Linked DNA regions of Homo sapiens: region 1 is linked to region 2. Evidence: chromatin loops called from intact Hi-C (ENCODE). Cell type or tissue: mammary epithelial cell. All regions are shown on one strand. Links, peaks and the distances in the headings refer to the core of each region. The heading gives the core; the rest is flanking DNA. Region 1 overlaps SLC25A12 (solute carrier family 25 member 12). Region 2 has its middle 76 kb from the start of CYBRD1.

What was found. Peaks named below come from ENCODE experiments on the same cell type or tissue, not always from the same donor. Only the 100,000 strongest peaks of a DNase experiment are listed, where the experiment ranks them.
Region 1: it touches region 2 in a loop (4-fold over the local background); 4 of 110 quality-filtered maps call a loop at or near these places.

Annotation. Positions count from the first base shown.
Region 1 is chr2:171,803,280-171,810,852 of GRCh38, forward strand. It overlaps SLC25A12 (solute carrier family 25 member 12), which reads right to left. Exons shown (of 18, transcript NM_003705.5): 12 at 6,945-6,997; 13 at 6,327-6,407. Among named protein-coding and RNA genes, the nearest start is that of SLC25A12, 87 kb to the right of the region's middle. In mammary epithelial cell, for the core only: no CTCF peak of the experiment used is centred there; no DNase peak of the experiment used is centred there; H3K27ac peaks cover 394 bases.
Region 2 is chr2:171,594,940-171,602,512 of GRCh38, forward strand. No RefSeq gene overlaps it. Among named protein-coding and RNA genes, the nearest start is that of CYBRD1, 76 kb to the left of the region's middle. In mammary epithelial cell, for the core only: a CTCF peak has its summit at 3,991 (motif pointing right); a DNase peak (open chromatin) is centred at 5,392.

The DNA.
Region 1 (7,573 bases), core at 2,431-6,430, 210 kb after region 2:
ATTAATGACTTCTTAGATATAACACCAAAAGCACAAACAACAAAAGAAAAAATAGATTAAACGAACTTCATTAAAGCCCAATTCTTCAAAAGACATCATCAAGAAAATAAAAAATATCTGAAAAGGGACTCATATCTAGAATATACAAAGAACTCTGTAACCAAAAAACAATCCAATTTAAAAATAGGCAAAAATTCTGAATAGACATTTTTTCAAAGAAGATATACAAGTGGTCAATATGCACACAAAAAGATGCTCAACATTGTCAGTCATTAGGCCACAATAAGGTATCACTTTTCACTCAGTAAGATGGCTATAGTAAAAAGACAATAAGAAGTGTTATCAAAGATGTGGAAAGTAGCTGTGCATGATGGCACATGCCTGTAGTCCCAGCTACTCAGGAGGATGGGGCAGGAAGATCACTTGAGGCCAGGAGTTCGAGGCTGTAGCATGTGATGTTCACACCTGTGAACAGTCACTGCACTCTCAGCTTGGGCAACATAGTGAGACGCTACCATTATTTAAAAAAATACACACACACACACACACACACGCGCGCACACACATACTAGCAAAGATGTAGAGAAATCAGAAGCTTCACACTACTAGTAGGGATGCAAAAGGATGTAGCCACTTTGAAAAACAGTCTGGCAGTCCTGAAAATGCTAATTACAGTTGTCATATGACACACCAATTCCACTCATACGTATATACCCAAGAGAAATGAAAACATGTCCATGCAAAACCTTATATACCAATATTCATAGCAGCATTATTCATAAGTCAAAAGGTAGAAACAACTCAAATGTTTATCAACTAATGAATGAACAAACTGTAGTATATCCATATATTCAGCAATAAAAATGAATTAAGTACTGATACATGCTACAACACAGATGAACCTTGAAAACACGCTAAGTGAAAAAAGTTAGGCACAATGTCATGCTTACAAAAGGCCACATATCATGATTCCTTATTTATTTATTTATTTATTTTGAGACAGAGTCTCTCTCTGTTGCCCAGGCTGGAGTGCAGTGGGCACAATCTCTGCTCATTGCAACCTCCGCCTCCCAGGCTCAAGTGATTCTCCTGCCTCAGCCTCCCAAGTAGCCAGGATTAAAAGCACCTGCCACCACGCCTGGCTAATTTTTGCATTTTTTATAAAGATGGGGTTTCACACCATGTTGGCCAGGCTGGTCTCAAACTCCTGACCTCAAGTGATCCACACACCTCAGCCTCCCAAAGTGCTGGAATTATAAGCATGAGCCACCACGCCCAGCCTCCATTTATATAAAATATTCAGAATTGGTGAATTTGTAAAAACAGAAAGTATATTAATAGTTGCCTAGAGGCCAAGTGCAGTGGCTCGTATCTGTAACTCTAGTACTTTGGGAGGAGGAGGCAGAAGGATTGCTTGAGGCCAGGAGCTCAAGGCCAGCCTGGCCAAGTAAGACCCTGTCTCTATGAAAAACTTAAAAATTAGCTGAGGGTGGTGGCACACACCTGCAGTCCTAGCTACTCATGAAGCTGAGGTGGGAGGATTGCCTGAGCCGGCAGTTCAAGGTTGCTGTGAGCCTTGATCGCACCACTGCACTCCTGCCTGGGCAATACAGTTGCCTAGATCTTACGGATGGGATGGGAAGATTGAGAAGTGATAGCTAAAAGGTACTGCATTTCTTTCTGTGTTGATAAAAATGTTCTAAAATTGATTGTGGTGATGGTTTCACAACAAAACACTGAATTATACACATTAAATGGGGGAGTTGTATGGTACGTTAAGTATATCTCAATAAAGCTGTTATTTTTTCTGTTTTTTTGTTTTGTTTTGTTTTTTGTTTTTTTTTTTTGAGACAGAGTCTCACTCTGTTGCCCAAGCTGGAGTGCAGTGGCACGATCACAGCTCACTGCAACCTCCACCTCCTGGGTTCAAGCGATTCTCCTACCTCAGCCTCCCAAGTAGCTGGGACTGTAGGAACGCGCCACTTCACCTGGCTAATTTTTTTGTATTTTCAGTAGAGACGGGGTTTCACTATGTTGGCCAGGCTGGTCTCGAACTCCTGACCTCAGGTGATCCACTTGCTTCGGCCTCCCAAAGTACTGGGATTACAGGCGTGAGCCACCGCCCCCGGCCTAAAGGTGGTATTTTTAAAATTTGCATGAAAGATATCAGGTATTCAATGAGTAAGTGAATATATGAAAGAACAAATGAAAACCTATATCAAGTGTGAAAGAATATGGATTTGGAGATAGAAGTGGTTTGAACCACAATTTTGATATTTACTAAGTCAAAATTTGGATTTCACTAAGGTTTTAGTTTTTTCAACTCTAGTTGGGAACAATAATGAGATAATCCCTATAAAATGTTCAGCCCAGTAAGAAAGGTATCTATTCCTCATTAGCTGATTCAAGCTACATCAAAAGCAATAATCATCATCAACAATAGTAGTAACGTTTTAGTTAAGTTGGGTGCTAGAAGCATGGATGCTCATTTTATTATTCTGTAATTATATTGTTTGTATTCTTTTGCATGTATCAAAAATCACAGGCCTTGGCCAGCCTGGTGACTCACACCTGTAATCCCAAAACTAGGAGGCCAAGGCAGGTGGGTTGCTTGAGCCCAGGAATTCGAGACCAGCCTGGGCAACATGATGAAACCCCATCTCTACAAAAAATACAAAAATTAGCAGAGGATGGTGGCATGCACCTGTAGTCCCAGCTACTGGGGAGGCTGAGAGATGGGAGGAGCCCTTGAGCCCAGGAGTTGTCAAGGCTGCAGTGAGCTGAGATCGCACCACGCCACTCCAGCCTGGGCAACAGACTGAGATCCTGTCTCAAAAAAGAAGAAAAACAAACAAACAAAAAAACAAAAATCACATGCCTTTAAAAACAGATCATAAAGACCGGGTGTGGTGGCTCACGCCCGTAATCCCAGCACTTTGGGAGGCCGAGGCCGGTGGATCACCTGAGGTCGGGAGTTTGAGACCAGCCTAACATGGAGAAACCCCAGCTCTACTAAAAATACAAAATTAGCCGGGTGCAGTGGCACATGCCTGTAATCTCAGCTACTAGGGAGGCTGAGGCAGGAGAATCGCATTAACCTGGGAGGTGGAGGCTGCGGTGGGCCGAGATCGTGCCATTGCATTCCAGCCTGGATAACAAGAGCAAAACTCCATCTCAAAACAAAAACGAAAACAAAAACAAACCAGATAATAAAACAAAACATACAACAACAACAAAATATATAATGCCCAAGGACTAGAGATTTTCACTTCTAGGTCACTTCATGATCTAGTCAACACACACCATTTTTCCTAAAAGGGAATATTGTCATTTCCATGGCAATAAAATTTCCCTCTCATCTATAGGGAACTCAAGGCCTAGGTCCTAGCTAATCCTTCCTCTGGGAAAAAAAGCCTAGAACTCAATTTGAGCCATTTCTTCCTAATTAACCTGCAATAGGTTAATGTATTAGGTGCATCTTTAAAATTGGGTAATTTTTGGAAGAACAGCAGCATTCTTCTCACTAGTGGCACTGACAGCACTCAGCCAAAAGCCATAAGGACACCGTACATCGTATCACCACCACTACTCAGGATGATGAAGACTCAGGGTCAGGCTCACAGACAGCCACTCTTCACAGTGTTAATCTGGTGGCTGTTTGCCAGGTATCATTTAGGAAATGGAGTATCCTATGTCCCATACAGCCTGATATTCTATAAAGAGAGACTCATTCTTTTTAAGACTTTATTCTCTGTTGAAATTTATAGACTTTGGGGAGAAACAGTGAATTATGTTTTAACAATCATTTATAGCATAGCATAACTGAATTTGTCAGTAGAAACTCAATAATTGCACTTTTTTCTTCTTCCCTGAAAGAAGAGATTTAGAGCAAGGGGGAAGCAGAAAACGTTTGTGGTGAAGAACTGCAGACAACCTTATCATTCTGCCTAGAGTCCAACCTGACTATTTTTCATGCTGTCAATTTCCCACTAGACAATCCATCAAAGCCTCCAGAAATGAGTCATGATTAAGGAAGAGATTTAGAGTGTCAGCACAACCCTCAAGGCAACCCAGACTTCAATAGAAATTCCTAAAGTTCAAACCTATAAACAGGGTCGGTAGCTAGGAAGAACAAAGGAACTAAACATCTTATTTTGGTTTAACCACTTAGGTCACATGTCAGACATGGAAACAGGTCAGCTTCATGACCAAAAACCTGGATATTGCAAACGGAAACAAATAATTAGCTACATGGAACAGAAAGAGCATGACTTATATTTCTGGCAAAGGTATGCATGTGCTGTGATAAAAATGAGTTAGAAAGCTTCTTAACCAAACAGAAACTTAAAATGACCAAGAAAAAGAATATTTATGATTGGCAAAGGTTCGCTCTCTAGATAAGAACCAATTACAGAATCTAATTGGAATAAAGGAAGAAGAGAAACTTCATTTTTGGTGATCCACCTAAGCAAAAGTTTTATTCTATGTCCACTGTTAACTCTTCATTAAAAAAGAAATGTAGCCAAAGAGATTTCCTTCCTGAGAATGTGCTGGGGCATGCATACAGGCACACACACACCCACACAGCAGTCCACCTCTTCCAAAGCAACTCTGCAGAGGACTCAGGTATGTGCCACACTGACACATATCAAAGAGAATCTGGAGCAACCTCTCTCTCTCTCTGACCCCCGAGGCAGTGTCTCTGAATTAAATGTTGCCAAGGTCACTGACCTCATCACTTCAGGTTTCACAAGCAACTGAGGAAGTTTTAGCCAAGACTGTCAGCCAATTCAACTGGAAGTTATTAATGTTTCCAAGAACAAAATGGACTAAACAAGTCTGAAACGAACCATGTGTTATCAAATATGAAACAAATACCACAAATGAAATTAGTTGAGCTGCAAATAGATTTAAGAATTGGTCATGCTTACACTTTAAAGACAGAAACCTTTGTGCGCTAAGTAAATATCTGAGTCTCTTGGTTCAGAATTTCTGTCAATAGCTGAAATGTAGTTACCGTTATTATTGTTTGCCAATAATCATGTCATGCTTACACTTTAAAGACAGAAACCTTTGTGCGCTAAGTAAATATCTGAGTCTCTTGGTTCAGAATTTCTGTCAATAGCTGAAATGTAGTTACCGTTATTATTGTTTGCCATACCCTCTGGCCTCTAAAGAAGAAAAATTATTATTAAACAATGGCTTACTCAGTCCTATACCTAAGATATAAGGGCCCAATTAATCAGCCATCTCACACTTGTTTTAAAGTTCCAGTTAACATATATGAATGGTAACTCTATCCACTACTATATTTTCTGTACTCTATTTCTTAAAAGGCATAGGAATTAGAACTTTTAAAAAAGTCTGGAAGGTAATGCTTTAGGAGCATCAAAGAGATAGAGCTGATGAAAATGCCACCTCTTTTTTTGTTATTATACTTTAAGTTTTAGGGTACATGTGCACAATGTGCAGGTTTGATACATAGGTATACATGTGCCATGTTGGTTTGCTGCACCCATCAACTCATCATTTACATTAGGTATTTCTCCTACTGCTATCTCTCCCCCAACCCCCAACCCCCAACCCCATGACAGGCCCCAGTGTGTGATGCTCCCTGCCCTGTGTCCAGGTGTTCTCATTGTTCAATTCCCACCTATGAGTGAGAACATGTGGTGTTTGGTTTTCTGTCCTTGTGACAGTTTGCTGAGAATGATGGTTTGCAGCTTCATCCATGTCCCTGCAAAGGACAGGAACTCATCCTTTTTTATGGCTGCATATTATTCCATGGTGTATATGTGCCAAATTTTCTTAATCCAGTCTGTCACTGATGGGCATTTGGGTTGGTTCCAAGTCTTTGCTATTGTGAATAGTGCCACAATAAACATATGTGTGCATGTGTCTTTATAGTAGAATGATTTATAATCCTTTGGGTATATACTCAGTAATGGGATTGCTGGGTCAAATGGTATTTCTAGTTCTAGATCCTTGAGGAATTGCCACACTGTCTTCCACAATGGTTGAACTAATTCACACTCCCACCAACAGTGTAAAATGGTTCCTATTTCTCCACATCCTCTCCAGCATCTGTTGTTTCCTGACTTTTTAATGATCACCATTCTAACTGGCGGAAAATGCTACCTCTTTTCTACACTCAAAACCCGTTAGCTTTTACAATAAAATTTAAAACTTATTCCATATGATTATTGAGAAAACCTGCTTAGAATCCCTTGAGTTCAAGAGAAATGCCACTAAGATATCTATTATATCTGTGCAAAAAGGTCAACGGAATGTATTTGTCACAAGAAGCGCCTAACAGTAATACTTACACAGCCTCCAGCAAGAACTTCTGCTGGAAGTGGAACAGAGCCATCTCTTCTGGTAAATTTGTCCCGAACAAAATCATTAACCTAATTAGAAAGACAACATCAGTTAACCAAAATTCCCAACCATTTCTCTTCTGGCATACTGTTGCTTTTCCAAGTCAGCAAAATATTTGTCTTATGATAAAATTTAAAATTATCAAATGCTTACATGTAAAATTAAAGTTGTACAAATTCTGCGACAGTGTGCCAGTGTCAGCAGCATCAATTTTAGTTTTGTTTTTGAGACAGGGTCTCACTCTGTTGCTCAGGCTGGAGTGCAGTGGCATGATCATAGCTCACTACAGCCTCAAATTCCTGGACTCAAGCAATCCTCCCACATCAGCCTCCTGGCATAAATCACCACACTTGGCTAATTTTTAATTTTGTTGTTGTTGTTGTTGTTTTGGTAGAGCTGAGTTCTTACTATGCTTATGCTGGTTTAGAACTGGTCTCAAGTGATCCTCCCACCACCCAAAATGCTGAGATTATAGGCATGAGCTACCACGCCTAGCCTTGATTTTAGCTTTTTGGCTTAATGGTAATCTAAACAAATGACATAAATTCAGTTAGAGATAAACTTACAGTCAGTTTAATGGCCTTTTCTGGAGCAACCCCTATAAGTTGTGGTATCAGACCTAGGTAAAGGGACAGAATCATCAGCAATATAGCTGTACCAGACATGAATACACAAGCCCAGCAACAAAGAGTTTCCCCCATATTATTTACCCATCAAACATTGCAGAGTTTTCATTAAAATGGGAAAAAGATTATCCTTAAAACTCTGTATACATATGTAATAATTATTTACAAATGCAGTATAATGTCACGTTTTCTTGAGGCTATAAATCCTCTTCTTAAGCATGCTTACTTTAAAGCCTAGTTATCCAACACTTCCCAAAAAGTCCATGAAGAAGAAACGGAGCCATGCGTCTTCTCTATTCTGGGAACACTGCCAATAACAATGTAACCAAATTCCCTCCCTTATTACAACCAACAACATATAAACATACACAGATACTGTACACTTGGAAAAGCTCTGAAAAGCATGCTGTTAAGCATACCCAGATTTTGCTACCTACATAATGGCATACAGTGGCTTCGTTATTATAGAATACTAACTCCCATAATCTTCTCTTCAGAGAAACACAGCATTCAATATTCATTTATTTAAAAGGAAGCCAAAACTGCAAAGAAAAATGCAGTTTTAAGTA
Region 2 (7,573 bases), core at 1,632-5,631:
GCGGGCGGATCACAAGGTTGGGAGTTCGAGAGCAGCCTGACCAACATGGCGAAACCCCATCTCTACTAAAAATACAAAAATTAGCCAGGCATGGTGGCACGTGCCTGTAATCCCATCTACTCAGGAGGCTGAGGCAGGAGAATCGCTTGAACCCAGGAGTTGGAGGTTGCAGTGAGCCAAGATCACTCCAATGCACTCCAGCCGGGCGACGGAGCAAGACTCCATCAAAAAAAAAAAAAAAAAAAAAAAAAAAAAGAAAGAAAGAAAATGACACTTGAGTACTAGGCTTGATACCTGGGAGATGAAATGATCCGTACAACAAACCCCCATGATGTGAGTCTAGCTATATAACAAACCTGTACATGTACCCCTGAATCTAATATAAAAGTTAAAAATTTAAAATATATATATTTTAAGTGCCACCTTCAACAGTTCCTGAACAGACTGTGGTGGCTGAGGGACAGGTCCAGGCAGATTCTAGATTTTCCATAAAATGGGAAATCCTCTCAAAAGCCAGTGAATGCCAGCATGGTCCAGGGAACAAAACCAAGAGCCCTTGACCCTCCAAGAGAAAGTGGAGGTGACTATTTAGGCCACAGAAGGAGGAAGAGGCAGAGTATGGGACCAGCCTCAGAGCTGTTGGGGTCAGAGCCATCAGCCAGGCATGTGGTAGAAAGATCATTTAGGACCATGTGGGTCCCTTGGGGAGGGTGAGCAAAGCTCAGACCAGAGCTCCTCCTAATGCCAGCACTCCATGGACACTCCCATTGTGTTCCACCTGGGAATTCATATCTCTCCAGGGAGAAAGGAAGGAGAAGAAGGAAGGGAGAATTTCATAGTTGATGTTTACTTACCCAGAAGAGACTGAGTCTAAACTAAATGCTACAGTTTGAATTAGAAAAACATTTTTGCATATCTGAGTCCTAAGACTCTGAAATTCATGCTAGCTATAAAAGAATAAATGTGCAAAGAGGACTTGAAAAATCTAAATAACTAGACCTTGGAAAAATCAGAATGGAGAGTCAGGTTGAGTCACAGGAGCTTTCTGCTGGCGTTTAGCCATTAATGTGATTCAGCTTCTTGCTCTTTATGCCTTTGCTCCCTTCTCTCTCCTCTTCCAGGCAGATAATTCCTTCTGTATTTGCAAATCAGTTTCCCTAGAGAAAAAAGTACATTGGCTCAGCTCACCAGTTCACACCAAGTCTCACCATAGTGAGTTAGCCCAAGGGCTTCCTTTGGGTGAGTCTTGCTTCCATTACATCTTCCCAGTCTCCCCATACTCCCCCACCACCTCCTCACAGGCACGTGTATGTGTGCAAAGACCAGCTCAGGTTGAGTGAGGCAAGCTTGAGGAGTGATATTCCTGGTGTCTACAGTTAAAATATGGGAGAAAAATATACAGGCCACTATGATCTCGATTTTCCTGCCCAAGAATATGAGCCTAAATGAGGTAAAGTGTGAGTGCCTCATACAAAGGCTGGCTGTGTACTAAGCCCTGTGTTAGCTGTTATAAGAGCCAAGGGAAAACTTCCCCGTGGCCCCTAAAGGTTTGCAAAAATCAACTGACAAAAGGCAGAGTAATAGGAGAAAAGGCATATGAATGTATTTGACCATAGTTTTACATGACACAGGAGCCTTCGGAATGAAGACCCAAAGATACGGATGAAACTGTCTACTTTCATGCTTAGGTTCACCAAAATGTGGACGGAAAGGCTATGAGCTATAATAGACTGAGTGGGGAAACCCAAGAAGGCCTGTCTATTATTTATTTATTATTTATTTATGTTTAATTTATTATTATTATTTTTTGAGATGGGGTCTCACTCTGTCACCCAGGCTGGAGTGCAGTGGTGTGATCTCCACTCACTGCAACCTCTGCCTCCTGGGTTCAAGTGAGTCTCCTGTCTCAGCCTCCCAAGGAGCTGGGATTATAGGTGCGCACCACCACACCCAGCTAATTTTTGTATTTTTAGTAGAGATGGGTTTCATCAGGTCTCAAACTCCCAACCTCAGGTGATCCGTCCACCTTGGCCTCCCAAAATGTTGGGATTACGGGTGTGAGCCAACACACCTGGCCTCTATTTAGGTTCTTCTTGGCCTCTGTGCAGCCTTCCTTCCTCTTGGGTATGGGGCTGGACCCTCTCTGGAATGGGGAGATCTTATGACCTACAATCAGACAAACTAGGTCAAATTGCTTCTTTATGGCCAGTTTTTACACAGAAAGGTGATGTGGGTGGAGGAGTGGAGTTAGAATAATATGTTTAGGTTTTATGGCTGGCTTTAGGGGAAATGGATTTTGGTTTCTGAGATGCACCTTGCCAAAGAGTTTCTTCAGTAGCTAGCCTTGGGGGAGAATGAGAGGCCAGTGACAGGAGGCGAGAAGAAGGTCAGAGAGAGCTGCTTCTGAGGTCTTCATTTTGGGTTATCATTTTCTGAGATCTTACACTGTCATTATCAACAACATTAGATTAGAGCAAAACCTTGGGCTACCTTTTTTTTTGTAAGTCCCTTTTCAACTCTCCTTTTTATTTTTTTTTAAACCATCCTCAGAAATCCTCTAGTCATTTCCTATAATTATTCTATACATATAAATCCTACCTCTCTAACAAGGCCAGATAATTTTTTTAGGAGTTTTCCCTATTTTTTCTTTTGGATCATCCACAGACTCCAGGGGAGTGTTATGCACAGATCAAGTGCTCAAATGATAAAATACTTTATTATACATTGGCTTCATGAGACATTTATCAAATTGTTCTGAAAATTTATTGAATTGAATTTATTCAGTTGAATTAAAACTTCCTATTAACAAGATAGTAATTATTTGAAAGACACATACATTTTACTAATGAGCACCTAAAGAGTGGCCAGATGCTGTGCATGCCATCTCCCAAACATGCCAGCCTGTTCCCTGGTCCGCACCTGTCTGTCTTAACCATTTACTTCTATGCTTCAAACATTCTCACATGGAGACTAAAAAAGATATAACAGCAAAAAAATCAGGCCTAGTTTATGATTCTAAAAATAAACTTAGCTGGGCATGGTGGCACACCTGTAGTCCCAGCTACTTGGGAGGCTGAGGTGAGAAGATCGCTTGAGGCCAGGAGTTTGAGGCCAGCCTGGGCAACATAGACCCTGTCTGAAAAAAAATAAAAATAAACTTAAAACCAGTAATTTTTAAAACATTTCTTATGGAAAATGTCAAACATAAACATAAGATAGAGGGAACAATTTAATGGAGTCTCAAACTTCAAGAGTTATCAACATTATGGCAAATCTTATACCCTAGTCAACTGTTTTTCCATGCTGTATTACTTTAAAGAAAAATCTAGACTATTCCTCCTGTAACCTTTCAGAATGTATCTCTAAAAGATAAGGACTCTTTTATTAAACATAACCATAATATCACTAAAAAATAACAATGTTTCCTTAAGACCATAAAATATCCAAGGTTCAAATTTCCCAAATTGCCTCCCTAATGCTTTTCAGAGTTTTACAATTAAGATCCAAATTAGGTCACGCTTTGCATTTGATGATGTTTTTCTTCAATCTCTTTCAATTGAAGTTCTTTCCTCTCTCCTTTTTCCCCTTTGTAATTTATTTCTTGAAAGAACTGGGTCATTTGTCCCATAAAGTTTCCCACATCCTAGATCTGCTGATAGAATCCTTACACTGTGTGAATTATGTTCTTTAGTCCCCTGTACTTCCTATAAACGGGTAGATTTTCAGCCCTGTGCAATAGAACTTTTTGTGATGATGGAAATGTTCTATATCTACACATGTGGCTATTATGCTAGTGTAACCGAGGGATTGAATTATTTTTATTTTATTTTAATTAATTTAAAGTTGACCACAAGCAGCTAGTGCCCACCATAATGGACAGCACATAGAGGTTAACTGAAATGGAAATAGACACGTGGCTAGTGTCTACTGTATTGGATTCAGGTTTGATTATTTATCAACAGTATGTCATACATGGTGAACTTCCACTAGGGGGCTCACAATGCCTGGTTGTCTGTAATGTTAGCAGCCCATTGGTGATCATTGTCTGTACCCGTACGTGAGAGCAGTTGCAAAATGATAAGACTCGATTTCTATCATTCCTTCTTTATTTATTAGCTGAAATCTATCAAGAAAACAATGACTCATCAATAGTTTGATTGCTCTGAGGTATAATTTATACAAGAAAGACAGAATAAATAGATGTTTAACTTTTTGAGGAGCTGCAAGACTGTTTCCCAAAGCAGCTCCACCCTTTAACATTCCCACCAGAATGTATAAGGGTTCCAATTTCTCCACATTCTTACCAATACTTGTTATTGTCCCTCTTTTTTATCATAGCCATCCTAGTGAGTGTGACGTGTATCCCATCGTGGTTTTGTTTGCATTTTCCTAATAACTAATGATGGTGAGCATCTGCTCATGCTTATTGGCCATTGGTATATGTCTATGGGAGAAATTTCTATTCAGATCCTTCGCCTACTTTTAAATGAGTTATTTATCTTTTTATTATTGAATTGTGTTATTTATATACCCTGGAGACAAGTCCTTTATCAGATATATGATTTGCAAATATTTTCTCACCTTCTGTGGGTTGTCTTTCACTTTTTGTCCGTCCCAGCATTTGCACTAAGACCCTTGCTGCCCGTCGCGCCTCCCAGCCGATAACTGAGCAGGGAGGGGATAATAAGGCAGGCTCATTCCTGGAGATGTGGGACTTCTCTTATGGCTGAAGGTTTTTGCCAAACCTTCCTTACACTGCTCAGTGGTCCAGGATGCTTCATCCAACCTTCCCTCCTTTTCTTCTTTGAGATCGGACTTGCATTGCCATCTGACGGCTCTCAGCCTTCTCCTCCTGCCCATGTCTCTCACAGCAGAATTTTTCTTAATAAAATCTTTGCACATTTAATTCCATCTTGGTGTCTGCTTCTCAGAGGACCTGGACTAACACATCAGGCAATGGCAATGCCTACCCTAAAGAACGACTTTTACAGTTCAAGGCCAAAGTCCTTCTGTATTGGATAGCAGCAGCAACCCAAAGCAAGAACAAAGGTAGAGATCTGGACTCTCTAGTTGACCACAGGGTTTCTACCCAGCGAGAAGGATGATGATTTTTTGAGCTGGATAAATCACACCTGGATTTGAATATCAGCTCTGCCACTTAGGAATTTGGTGGCTTTGACAAGTTATTTAGCCTCCCTGTGCCTTAGTTTCTTCATCTGCAAAATGTCAACAATACCAATGCTGTCTCTCTGCATTTTTTAAGATTGAATAAAATAATGTAAAAAGTAACTAGTACAGAGTACAGAGCAGGAGCTCACCAAATGTTGGTTTCCTTTCCACACCCTTCAATCAGGCAGTATCATGCTCAGTTAACTGTTCAAAGGCAAGTCATAACTTGGCTGGATATGGGCTGCACACACTTTGTAGGAGTAAGCTAAGTGGTGAGCATAGAGTTTTCCCTTGCCTTTCCCTGATCTACTCTGGCCAGCTATTGCCCTCTTAGCTTCCTGGGTACTCAAGAGATGAGCTTTCCTGATGGGTTCCATAGAGATACCCAAGAAAAACACTGCTCTGAAGGAAAAAGATAAGGTTAGGCTAGAACCCCTAAAGCACAATGCGGTCCCAAGAGAAACAAGCTCTGTTATGTTTTCTGACAGTGACACAGGTGCCTATGGAGGAGGTGGCCCAGGAAAGGGACGGAGGAAGGAAGAAAAGAAATTCTGGAGAATCTGACAGAGGCAATTCAAGTTTCTGAAAAAGTTCTTTCTAGTGGTTTGTGAGCATGTTAGCAATAAGGCAGCACACATGGATGTCCATGTCCTAAATAAGTAATCTTTCCCCTTTGTTTCCTCTAGCCAAGATTGATGTGGGCTGGGCACGGATTACATGCATGTAATCCCAGCACTTTGGGAGGCCAAGGTAGGTGGATCCCTTGAGCCCAGGAGTTTGAGACCAGCCTTGGCAACTTAGGCTCTTGCAAAACCCCATCTCTACTAAAAAAAAAAAATAGCCGGGCATAGCAGCACGTGCCTGTAATCCCAGCTTCTCAGGAGGCTGAGGTGGGAGGATTGCTTGTGCCTGGGAGGCAGAGGTTGCCGTGAGCCATGATCGCACCATTGCATGCCAGCCTGGGCAACAGAGCCAGACCCTGTTTTGTTTTTTGTTTTTGTTTTTTTTTAATTGATTTAAAGAATGTTAAAGCACGTGATTGAATATGGAAATATCAGGAAAGATGTTTACCAAAATACCTTTGTGGCTGTCTTTGGATGGTGGGATTTCAGGTTTTTGATCTTTATAATTTTCTGTATTTGCTGCCTTCTGTGCTGCCCAAAGCTGCTCTCCCTTCTCCTCACCTCACCTGAATTTTTGTGTTGTTCTGCGATGGCGCCTCTTGGCCTCCAGCTTCCATAACCTTCCCAAGTGCTCTGCCCCAGATATCCCCACTTTTAACCAGCTTTTTTTCTCTTTAAAAATTCTCTGGACAAAGTCTGCTCCTTCTGGCCAGATGTGGTGGCTCACATCTGTAATCCCGGCACTTTGGGAGTCCAAGATGGGAGGATCACTTGAGGCCAGGAGTTCAGGAGCAGCCTGGTCAAGATGGTGAGACCCTATCTCTATTTTAAAAATTAAAAGATACGTCGGCACAGTGGCTCACACCTGTAATCCCAGCACTTTGGGAGGCAGAGGTGGGTGGATCACCTGAGGTCAGGAGTTCAAGACCATCCTGGCCAACATGGTCAAATCCCATCTCTACTAATAATACAAAAATTAGCCAGGCGTGGTGACACGTGCCTGTAATCCCAGTTACTCAGGAGGCTGAAGCAGGAGAATTGCTGGAACCTGGGAGGCGGAGGTTGCAGTGAGCTGAGATCACTCCACTGCACTCCAGCCTGGGCGACTAAGGGAGACTCCATCTCGAAAATAAAAATAAAAGAAAGTCTCCTCCTTCTGTTGTTCTCACACACTTCGCGTTGGCATCTTCCCTTCCACACACATTCTAAACTCCAAAGGGCCTTGATGATGAGGAGGCTCTTTGAAGAAAATCTCTAGTCAGCCCAAGCCTAACCCTATCCCTGCAAAAATCATGTTGTGGTTGGAAGTGTGGATTACTGGTAAATATTGCTGTGTGGAGAAGATTACAAAGTTTTTTTTACCTGTCAGAAAGTAAAAATATAAGCTTAACCCTGTAAGCTTATATTTTAAACTTTAAACTCTATAAACTCCCTGTCAGCTAGAAATGTTCTAGAAAACATTATTTAAAAGCTGGGATACTCCCTAGAGAAAAATTACCTTTACTGCCATGTTAGGCAAAAACATCTGATGAGGCACGGTGTTCTGTGTAAAAACTGAGGTGGTCCCAAACATGGACCAATAGTTAAATCATTTATTTCTTAATATAATACCCTTTGCCTGGTCCACAAAGTAAATTAACTTGTAAATCTAATGAGTACATGAAAATCTCAGCAAGCTCATCTGTGATCCACTCTCCGTCCATCTTCCAGCCAATCCCTCAGCTGCCTGAGGAGGGTCTCAGCCCCGGAACCCTCAGGTCCCTTCTCACCTCTTCTCCTCT